2 separate regions of the Homo sapiens genome follow, and region 1 is linked to region 2. The links are chromatin loops, found by intact Hi-C in ENCODE. Cell type or tissue: CD14-positive monocyte. All regions are shown on one strand.

Region 1 (2,500 bases), 110 kb after region 2:
CTTAAAGGTTTTGTCTGCTCTCAGGCTGGCACGCTTCAATCCTCTCGACTTTAGATCAACTTTAGATGTCATTGCTTCCAGGAACCACATGTGAAGACTTGTCTTCAGATTACCCAGTGAAACCACAGAAGAAATGGAGAGGTCAGAGTTCCAACAAGCAGGATCATCAAGAAGAGAGGATATTTTCTCTGCTGGGTTCATAAGATAGTTTTGCAATCCTACCAAGTAGGGAGGCTGGTGAATTCAAAGAAGACAAATCTATCTATCTTTGTGCTAATTCCGATTTTGAAAAAAACCTATTTAGAGACACATGGCAATTTAAGAAAGCAGGAAACCAAAGAACCTGGCATTCTTGGAACAATAAATAAAAAGCTCCTTAAAAGTTAACAAGGCAAAGATGAATGTGGATTCTAACACGTGAAGTTAGCAGTATTTCATGATTTGGCTCTGCCGGAAGTTATTATACCAGAATAGAGCCAAAATGGAAACTTGCTTTGATCTACAGTTCCCAGTAAAAGAAATCTAAAATTAGACACAGTGTGATCAGTTACAGAGTATTTCTAATGGATCACTGAGCAGATTAGTGATTCAGTTTTGTTCCTTGAATATAAGAAGACAGACTAATGATTGGCTAAAAGACAGACTTAAGAGAATATGACTACACTGAAGACCACTTATCAAAGGTTACATTGGAATACAATTAAGTTGGAAAGTGTATTATTCATTTTAGTCCACTAAATATTTGATTGCTTTTTCTTTCTTATACATATTGCAAATATCCCCTTCAATTATAATTTTTTATAATTTTAATTTTCTTGGCTATGTGGCCTCTATTAGAAGAAACAAAATAAGCAAAGAACTGTTTTTATAATTTATTTTCTAATAGTCAATCTTCTACCAATAAGTAATAATTCAAAAGCTGAATGTATAATATATAATGGTTATGATTCGCTTTACTTAGTTTATTCCTTTTAAATTGGAAACTGTTAAACTTTTACATTTTTTTTCAGAATAAGAAATCATATCTCATGTATATTACCACTAGGTGGCTCAAATGGCTAAAACACCAGTTCATTATACAAGCAGATCAAAACCTTAAATATTTAAAGATTTATCTCTTTCTACAGTTCTATATACTTTAATTTTCTACAAACTTTCACATTATTTATAGATTATCGCTATAATACTACCCATGGTAAACAATTACTTTAATGTAGATCATCAACACATATGCTATTTTTATGAATGAGAGGATTAACAGACACAATGAATGAGTTATGTTACATTTCATCATAAACACGCAATAATAAATTAAAATTTTATCAGCTGACTGAGAACAAAGTATTCAACGGGGTCTAAAGAACCAGAGTACTGGGTTATATTTCATTTTAATGTATCCAGGCATTTCTAGAGATTACCAGCTTTATTTTCTGGCAGTTGTGGTTATTTATGTCTCTTCTCTACGGCAATGTCGCCATGTGGCTCTATGATAGACAGTGTCTTGCAGCCAGAGCTCAATCTCTCTGTAGACTAGAGACTTTGAAAATCAAAGCAGTCTTCCTTAGAGTAAGTTTTGAAATGCAGGACTCTCCAGATACCGTGTCCATCACATTAGCTGGCTGGAGGCCCTTGCCTCTGCCTGATACAAAGAAAACAAAAGCAGAAAATGATTGTTTTCTTCCCAATTTAAAAAGCATCTTATAATTCTGTTTGACTATTCAAGATAGAGCATCAAGGGGGAGAAAGGAGGAGAGATCCTTTCAAGCTGGAAAGGAACGTATTAAGCCTGTAGATTCTGTCAAAAAAAAAAAGGAAAACATAATGGCGTCCTTGGACTAAGAGAGCCTTGTATGTTTTCTAATCAAGAATAATCAATACACATTCCCCTTATTCTGAAGGTATTTTTGTTGTTGTTCTCTATACTTTCTTAGTACTGTACCAACAGAAGCTCTGCCCTTCTAGTTTAAAGGTGAGAACCAATGAAATAAAATCTTAAAGAAAATCTCTTTCGAAGTGATAATTTTTTTTTAAGAGACAAGATCCCACTCTGTCACCCAGGCTGGAGTGCAGTGGCGCCATCACAGCTCACCGCGGCCTGGAACTCCTAGGCTCAAGCCATCCTCCTGCCTCAGCCTCCCAAAGCTCTGGGATTACAGATGTAAGCCACCATGGCTGGCCCTCAAGGTAATGATTTTATCTTTGATTATTTGTCTTTTTAATCCCAAACAACTGAATTTTTCACCATAAAAGTTATTTAATTGGCTCTACCCTGGGGGAGAATAAAGATATATAGAAAAAGCTTAAGGGAGGATTTTTCCAACTCTTGTAACAGACGAGTAGCATTCTCCCCCTAATTTTTATCCTCTGTAGAGGTATTTTAAAAATCTTTTCCTTGGTCATTTATTATTTGTTATTTGGAAGTACATTTAGGAATCTTGAGTTTGGCTTAAAAGAAAAGTATTGATTCTCCCTCAGGGAGCTATAATTCAGTTTCAGCTGC
Region 2 (2,500 bases):
GCAAAAACAAAAAAGCTTCAAATGGAAAAAAGACCCATTTGCAACAATAAAAATATTATAAAATACCTAACAGGGAAATGTACAAGTCCTGTATGGAAGAAACAACACTGGAGAGTCTCTTTTAAAATCTTGAATAGAGATATATATTAGATATTCCTGGAAGGGAAAATTTAATCTTGAAAACATTAAATTTTCTCTCCAATTTCATCCCAAAAACATTAAATTCTCTCTCAAATTAGTCTATAAATTAACATTCAACACTTAATTGCTTCCTGCTTTAAAAATTATTTTTGAAGCAATCACATAGTTATAGAAAAGTTGAATAATCAATGACCTGTATTTTTTCTGAATTATTTGAGGGTCAGTTGCTTTCCTGTTTCCCCATCATCTAAACTTTGAATGTATATTTCTTCAGAGAAGGATGGTCTACATACTGGCAGTACAATTATTATGATTGAGAAATTAACATGGATATATTACTACCATCTAATCATCAAACCCAATATTCAAGTTTCACCAATTGTCTCAATAATATTTTATAGCTGCTGGGTATGGTGGCTCATGCCTGTAACCCCAGCACTTTGGGAAGCTGAGGCAGGGAGATCGCTGGAGCCCAGGAGTTTGAGACCAGCCTGGGCAATGTGGCGAAACCCCGTCTCCACAAAACAAACAAAAATTAGCCAGGTGTGGTGGTGCATTCCTGTAGTCCCAGCTACTCGAGAGGCTGAGGCAAGAGGATCACTTGAGCCCAGGAGGTAGAGGCTGCAGTGAGCCGAGATTGCACCACTGCACTCCAGCCTGGGCAACAGAGTGAGACACTGACTCAAAAAACAAAATTATAGCAAAAACATTCAGCTCAGAATGCATGGCATTTCATCATAGTATCTCCTTATTCTCCTTCAGTGTTTAACAGTTCCTTAGTTTTCCGATAACTTCATGATCTTGATCCTTTTGAAGACTATTGGCCAGTTGTTTTGTAGAGTGTTCCTTACACTGGGCTTGTCTGATGCTTCCTTAGGACTGAATTTAAGTAATGCATCTTTGGTAGGAATAACATAGACCTGATGTCATGTTCTGACTTTCTCCACTGGGGCATCCCCGCTTTGTGGAAACTCTCCATGCCCTACTCAAGCTTTGTCATGCAATACCAAGCAATAGCTATGCAATGGTTCCCTCTTCCCCTTATTTGGGCTCTGACACTCCACTCCAGACTTCCCCTCCATGTAAACACTTCCTTAGCCTGCTCTGTCTCTGATGTGCCCTGGCAGGAGTCCATAAATGTAATGCAATCTCAACCATAACTCCAAACAAAATCTTTTCAGAACTGTAAAAAAAATGCTAAAATTCTACTTGAAGAACAACTTGAGATCGACCAAAATATGTTTGAAAAAAGATTGAAAAGACCTACTTTATCATATATTGCACCATATTGTAAAACCACAGAAATTAAAATAGTTTGCATCTGACTCAGGAATTGACAAATCCGTGAAAAAAAAAAAAACAGCATAAAGAAGCAGATTGAGGAAGATCATCATATTTATAGTCAGCAAAGAAATAATAAGTTAGCTAAACATTATTTAACTATTTAATTGATTTGGAGAAAAGCATTAATGAGCATTCTATATTATAATTCGCACAAGTTTTAAGTGTAAAAAACAAATTATAAAGTAATATTGATTTATAATATTAAAATTCTGGGCTGGGAAATACCTTGATGGATATAGCAAAAGGAAAATGAAAAGATCAATAAATTAGAATATCTATAAATATTCTGTATAGTAATAAAACAAAGATAGTTCCAGTTCACCACAATTTTTCATATGTAAAATGAAGGCTCTGGAAAGATGATTTTGAAGATCATTTCAAGCTCTAAAATGATATTCTCCATATTTTATGCATAGGATTGTATTTAAATTGTATCTGTATCTGTGTCAGATCTTTCATATAATGGAAGTTAAAAAAAGGTAAAATCCACAATTAGTTTTACACCAACCTAATATTTGAAAGCAAGATTTCTATTTCATTTCTTTCATGTGCCTTTTACATAGTTATTCAAGCGGTGGTCATTGTTGTGGGTTGAACTGTGTCCTCCAAAAAGCTTGGTTGAAGTCCTAAGTCCAGTACTGAAGTGTTTTGGGTTTTGAATTATTTTTTCAGATTTTGAAATATTTGCATATACATAATAATATATTTTGAGGATGAAACCCAAGTCTAAACAAAAAAACTCATTTATGTTTCATGTACACCTTATACACATAGCCTGAAGGTAATTTCATGCAATATTTTAAATAATTTTGTGCATGAAACAAAAATATGTATACAAAGCAAAGCTGTCACTATCTCAGTCACCCAATGTGGACAATCTGTGGTTGTTAGACATCACCATCATCCTGATTGTTAATTTATATGCCACAGAAAAGCAATCATTTTCTTACACTTCTTCAAACGTAACAGTGAAAAACATGATATACCATCAACGCAGTAAAAAAAAAAAAATGTG

The links. Hi-C counts contacts between places; a loop is a spot of excess contacts. Peaks named below come from ENCODE experiments on the same cell type or tissue, not always from the same donor. Only the 100,000 strongest peaks of a DNase experiment are listed, where the experiment ranks them.
Region 1: a loop joins it to region 2, with 2.6 times the contacts of the local background. A loop is called at or near these places in 7 of 110 quality-filtered maps.

The regions. Positions count from the first base shown.
Region 1 is chr10:23,528,798-23,531,297 of GRCh38, reverse strand. No RefSeq gene overlaps it. Among named protein-coding and RNA genes, the nearest start is that of OTUD1, 91 kb to the right of the region's middle. In CD14-positive monocyte, CTCF peaks have their summits at 862 and 1,061 (motif pointing right); no DNase peak of the experiment used is centred here.
Region 2 is chr10:23,642,275-23,644,774 of GRCh38, reverse strand. No RefSeq gene overlaps it. Among named protein-coding and RNA genes, the nearest start is that of OTUD1, 200 kb to the right of the region's middle. In CD14-positive monocyte, no CTCF peak of the experiment used is centred here; a DNase peak (open chromatin) is centred at 1,154; H3K4me3 peaks cover 397 bases; H3K27ac peaks cover 2,316 bases.